Linked DNA regions of Homo sapiens: region 2 is linked to region 1. Evidence: chromatin contacts called from ENCODE Hi-C data. All regions are on one chromosome and are shown on one strand. Each heading gives the region's core, a stretch centred on a gene start or an enhancer-like site at or near the end of the contact. The rest is flanking DNA. Distances are from core to core; before and after follow the strand shown. Region 1 overlaps GLI3 (GLI family zinc finger 3). Region 2 holds the start of LINC01448 (long intergenic non-protein coding RNA 1448).

Region 1 (3,182 bases), core at 346-2,845:
TTAATGAATGCATAATTAGCAATTTGTTTGACATATCCCGTGTCCTGCCATGGTGGGAAGCAGCTGTTTGCAGCATATTTTGGGCTTCTTTTGAATGGTTTTTACAGGCTTTCTGGACACTTCAGATAAGAAGCAGTAAAAGAGCTATTTTTTTAATATGTATAAAGAAAATACAGTGTTCTCTGTCACATGCTTGGAATTTGAGCCTGTGGTGTGAATACCTTAGAAGAGGTGCCATATATTGATTACTTCAGCCATCTCAGTTTACTTGTAAAATAAATGAAGTCAGCCCCTGGCTCCTCTAAGTCCCTAGTGACCATTTCCATCCTTTACCGCCTCTTTCCAAGCATTACCTTAGAATGACCTGGTGGAGCCAGCTTAATGACAACATGTGAACCAAAAAGAATTCCTAATTCTTGCCCTTTGCAAAAAATAAATTAAAATTTAAATTAAAAAATTTTAAGTGTGCAGCCGGCATATAGGAGATGTCTTCTGCCCTAGAGCAGAAGCTTCCCTCCTCTGACGTAGAGCAAGAAAACATCAATATTAGAGCTAAATTGAGAAAATCTTTTCAGTGCATCTGGATTGGTGAACGGCTTAACTGCAGCTACAATGAAATATGAGGAAACAGATTATTGGTTCAAGTTATATATTTATGTTGCACCAAGCACCAGTTCCTGAGCACCTGCGTGTGGAAGTCAGGGTGAAGGCCTGTGGGGTACCAGGATGAATGTGATACAGTTCCTCTACTCAGGAAGCAGTCCAGAAGGGGTCAAAGCCATGCTCACGCAAAATAAACCCAGCTAGAAAGCAAAGCAGAAGGTATCATTTGAGGGATTTTGATGTTCAGGAGAATTAGGACACACACAACGTCCAGCCAGAACACCAGCTCTTTCTCTCTTTATTTTTAAATTTCTATTACTTGGACACTTTTTTCTTTTGCTCATCTAATCATATGACCGCAAAGAGCAATAGTGGATCTGATACTCAGTATTCTGGAATGATCATTGGCATCTGCCAGAATTGTCAGTAGCGTTCACTTTAGTAAAATGTGAACACTGCAAAACTCCTAGGTCCCAGCCATGCCTAGTGTAAAAATGTCAGCCTGCAAAGTTGGTAAAGTCCAGCCACCACATAGTGACTTTTAAGGGTGTTGTAAAATTCTTTCCATAAATAATGTTAAAGAAGAAAAAAAAAAGCTGGACTTCTCAAAATGTCAGGTTTCTTTATCAGCCTTCCAACCAATCACTCAGGGATGCCTTTCCTTCCTGGGAGATGGTACCATAGGCTTACATTATATCATGTATGGAAACATCTGGGGGAAAAACTCAACTCCCATTAAAAAATATATTTTATATAGCCCTGAAAGGAAAACAGTGAACGCCCACACCACTCACAGCTGAGATTACGGGAGTGTCTCTCCCAGCAGCTTTCCCATATGAAGAAATAAAAATCCCAATTCTTCTGCCCATTGTTTTATGGCCACATGGGCTTGCACAGGAAATCAAGGAGGAATTGTAAAACACTGCATTCACAGAGCTTAGTTTCACTTTACCACACTTGCCACATACAGATGCATCAAATCAAATCAGAACAAGATGTGATCTTACTGAGAAAGAATCCTTATAATATCACGTTACCTCCCCCTGAAAATTCCCCCAAGCATGCATAAAATCCAGAAGACCTTAAGTAGAATATTGAAGAGAGCCTTTAAGGCTGAAAAGCAAGCTGCATTTACCTTCCTTGTATCATATTATATATACATATTACAATTATGTCAGCGATTAAAAGCATTGTCATGCTGCATTATGAACTGTTTTTACGTTTAGGATTAGATAATTCTTTCCCCATACCCCCTCAGATTCCTTTTATGTCCTAAGGGCAAATCCTTTCTCTTGGGTCAGGAATGTAATAAGGTAGGTTTTCCTCTCTCTGGGATATTGTGTCTGTCTCACTGTGTTTAAATTGATTCAGAAAGCTCTTCAGAGCAAAATACAGTATTTTCTTTGTATATGAGCCAGCGGTTGACTAACCCTTGGGGAATTCTCTGTGTTGAGCATTTGAAAGGTACAGGTTGGGTATGTTTGAACTGCTGATGCTCAGTGAAGACCACTGGGAAAGTGGATTGGCCGTGGCTCTGAGAGAGGCCTTTTCTCTAATGTGGACTCGAGGAAAAAAAAAATAATTGTTCCAACAAATAATTTTTAATGGTACAATAATTTAGGAAAATTAGCCAGTTCATTTTAATAAGAATGGATCAAGACCAAAATAAAGAGGGAATTATAGTTTATACAAATGTATGAACATACAGTTTAAAGGCATTTAGCCACCAAAAATAAATTTTCTAAAAACAGCAGTTTTCTCTCCATCCACTGTATGAAGTGTTAACACATCCCTCCTGAGAGTTGAACCACAGGCCCTGGGATCAAAACAGAGCAAATTTACCATTTACACTGAAGGGGACTTTCACTTAGATTTGGTATCTCCTTCCAGACCACCAGTTAGCAGAGGTCAGACCCATTGCCAACCAAGGATAACTAATTTAACCCTTGTAATGTTGGTTACTGGTTTTGACAGTGCCCCAGAGTCTAGGATCTTGGAATATGTATCAAGTATAGTCAGAGTATCAGGAGTACACTGTGTGTGTTTGTGTCTGCATGTCTGCATGGATGCTTTCGGTTTTCTCCCTCCCTCCCTTCTTGCCTTTCTTCTTTCTTTTCTTCATCTCATTTATTTTAATGGGTACACAGCACCCCTTCTCTTCTGTGCATTTTCTGTAGCATTTAATTAAAAGGCATTTGGGAAATGTTCTCTTCTGTCGAGGCCTTTGACTCTCTCACAAATGAGCAAACTTTTAGACCTTGAAATTGCCACTTTTTTCCTCAGCTACATCTACATAGTGGGTAGAAAGTTTAGCCCTGAATTTTGTTCTTATCTATGCCACAAACTCATGGTGCACTATTAGGTAAGCTTCTGAACCCCTCTGAACATCAGGAAAACCCTCCTGTGGGAGATGAGGTGTGAGGAGGAGGCAGCCAAGTAGAAAGACATCGGACAAGCAGGCCAGGCAGAAGAGTTGGCATGAGCCAAAGCCCAGTGTGTGCAGCCTACACACCAGGTTCCTGCAAACAGATGAGAGAAGATAAACCAGGAAGGAGCATAACGCAAGCAGCCATGTTCCC
Region 2 (3,182 bases), core at 359-2,858, 710 kb before region 1:
AAAACATAGATGGCCAATAAAATGATGAAATATTCCACCTCATTAGTAACCATGGAAATTAGAATCAAGGCCAGAATGAAATGTCATTTTTCACCTATTTTATTGGGAAAAATTAAGGAATCTGACTAACCATGTATTAGAGTGTATGGACCAACTGGTGGGAGTGAAAATTGGGACGACCGCTTTGGAAAATGTCTTGGCAGTCTATTAGGAAGGTAGTTATTCATATATCCTATGGCCCAGAAACTCCACTATAAGAAGTACACCCAGGACAATCTCTTGCACAGCACACCAAAAGATACCTATGAGCATGTTCACCAGTAGTTTATCTAATGGTAAAAATGGCAAACAACCCCAAATCATGCAAAATTGAGGCAAGTCTTCACAACAGAACAAGCCAGCATTGAGTGGACCAGAGACATATAACACGCAGTTGAATTTTAGTAATGTAATATTGAGTCCCTGGAACGCGTGTTAGACGACTTCGTGTAACATGATACGCTTTTAATGAAGGTCAAAACAAGTAAAATAATGTATCGGTTGAAAACAACATATTGACTATATATATATATATTATATATATATCATATATATGATATTTTTTATATGTGGTATATATATAATAAAATGTTTTTTAAAAACCAAGAAAGTGACAAACACAAAAATCAGGATAGTGTTTGTCCCGAAGGGGTAGGCAGGAACACAAGATAGGGTGAAGCCTAGTTATTGTTAATGTGTTAAGTTTTTGGATTGCATTGTGGATTCAGGAGTACTCATATTATTCAAAATAAAAAAATGACTACATGAATAAAGTAATCTATAACTAATTGAAAGCCATGAAAGAGCCGAGGATCATATTGTGTCAAGAACCAAGAACTCTGATTAATCTGATTTTGTGCATCTGGAGTTCAATAAAAATAAATTTAAAAAACAGTTAACAGAGACCAATGTTATTTTGATAAAGCAGGCTGGTGGGTGCTGAAGTTTCTTTATAGTTGTCTGTAAGAAAATACCTTACGATTTAAAAAAATAAAAATTCAAGCACATCATACAATCTTTTCCAAAGGTTCCTTTATGTTCTTATTTTTTGTGTGTGTGATATAAACAAAGCCATCTTACGGAAATAAAGAGACAGTCAGATGGGGGGGCCCAGAAAATCTCCAACAGACTTGCGCCCTCGGAGCAATGAGCACTGGGGTGGAGCTACGGCAGTTCCCGCAGTTTGCAATGAGGAGGAGTCTGGCCCCTCCTCTTCCTGTCTGTAGCGTGGGATTCAAGCGGTGAGGCAGGAAGCGCTCTAGCAGAGAACTCTGGCCTCGCGGAGAGTCTCTGTGTCCCCCTTTTCTTCCTTTTCACTCAAACCCTTCTTTACTCTTCAAACCATCTGTAAGCCTAAATTTTTTTTTTTTTTTTTTTTTTTTTTTTTTTTTTGAGACGGAGTCTCGCTCTGTCGCCCAGGCCGGACTGCGGACCGCAGTGGCGCAATCTCGGCTCACTGCAAGCTCTGCTTCCCGGGTTCACGCCATTCTCCTGCCTCAGCCTCCCGAGTAGCTGGGACTACAGGCGCCCGCCACCGCGCCCGGCTAATTTTTTGTATTTTTAGTAGAGACGGGGTTTCACCTTGTTAGCCAGGATGGTCTCGATCTCCTGACCTCGTGATCCACCCGCCTCGGCCTCCCAAAGTGCTGGGATTACAGGCGTGAGCCACCGCGCCCAGCCTGTAAGCCTAAATTTTTGTGGCTGTGGGATGGACAAGGACCCAGTCTTTAGCTGAACTAAGGAAAAGTCCTGCAACAATAAATTTCAGAAGTTTGATCTTAACAGGTACAGAAGTTTAATGCTTTCATAAGATAATAAAATTCATCAGCATTAATGGTATTCATTGCAATCACATGGCTACCTGGAGATTAAGCAAGGATACATAGTAACTAGATCAATTCAGTTCCATTCAATTACAGAAGAATTGAGAGTTCTTTATGTGCGAGGCACTGTGCTAACTTCTTGGGGTACAAAGGCAAATGTGTCCTGTACAGATAGTTCATGGTTTCCTGGCGTTTACTATCACACAGTAGCCTCACGAGCTTTTTGTTTCTCTTTGTTATTTCTTCCCTATCTGTAGATAACATGTATGTTGACAGTGTTCTTGGTATCATGTGCAGGTGGCCATAGGACATAACACATTTGTGTCCCCACACACATACATCCACTTTCTTATTCGATAACATTATTCAAACATTTGCTGAAGTGCTAAGTATCAGACATGGTTGCATACATAGTTAGTTGATTTTGTGCAAAAGGCAAAAGTACTGATGTGAATATATTGCACATTATTTGTTTAATTCCACTGGCGATGCAGATTGAAAATTCTTTCATATTCCTTCTGGGGAGTTCTGCTTACTTTGATGACCTCAGAGCATATGCTGAACTATGGACCTATATTTCTGAATTTTTTTCTCTAACTATACTCAATATGGCTGTGAATGAGCTTTATGTCAATTCACATTGTTAGGCTGCAAAGAACAGAAACCCATTTATGCTACCTTTAGTAATGAGATTATCTTAGGGATACAGAGGAGGAAATGGAATCTCAGAGGAAGAAGTATTTGGAACCAGGCCATGCAGAGAAGAGAGCTGGATGGTGATGGTGTAAGCCAGGTGTCTGGAGGGCCGGGTAATCCTTTTGCTGTCTTATTGCTTTCTGTGGTTGTTGCTGTAATGGCGTCAGAAGTAACCTCTGTCATTATTGAGGAACTCCTGGCAATTATCCTTCCACATGCACTTGTTGCTAAGATTAAATGAGTCAAGAGAGATAAAGCCCTTGAAACAGAGCATGGCATTTTGTAAGTACTGTATATTATTGTTTATTATTATTATTGCTGCCTTAAAGTTTACTCATTACTTGAACTTATTTGGTGCTCCCAACTATTTTCCTTCTCCTTATTTTATCCTCTGCTCAGACTATAAGTGGAGTCTCATTTTCAAACCCCTCAAAGAGGCTATTTCATTATAGTTTTTTTTTTTTTTTTGTCAGGCCAATTCATAATTTACTGGTTACCTTGACTATGGCCATTTGAGATAGCCCATGCAGTTAGGATGGCTGTGAAGCCACAGCCTTGTGGCACAGTGGACGGCTCCCAGCTCACAGGATGACGAAGGGGTCCTTCCTCAGTACTGACTATGGC

Evidence for each region. Hi-C counts contacts between places; a loop is a spot of excess contacts on that map.
Region 2: a map of DLD1 shows a loop between it and region 1 (7-fold over the local background). The contact joins the promoter of LINC01448 here to the enhancer-like site in region 1. A Hi-C loop is called at or near these places in 3 of 168 maps with a recorded cell type or tissue (Caco-2, DLD1 and heart right ventricle) and 1 of 37 single-sample maps with no recorded cell type.

Annotation. Positions count from the first base shown.
Region 1 is chr7:41,995,289-41,998,470 of GRCh38, reverse strand. All of the region lies in intron 10 of GLI3 (GLI family zinc finger 3), which reads left to right. Among named protein-coding and RNA genes, the nearest start is that of GLI3, 240 kb to the left of the region's middle. Within about 2 kb of position 1,595, at least 4 of the 41 ENCODE cell types and tissues checked have a DNase peak (open chromatin) inside an H3K27ac peak, as active enhancers do.
Region 2 is chr7:42,704,873-42,708,054 of GRCh38, reverse strand. It overlaps LINC01448 (long intergenic non-protein coding RNA 1448), which reads left to right and starts at 1,608. Exons shown (of 3, transcript NR_110833.1): 1 at 1,608-1,824.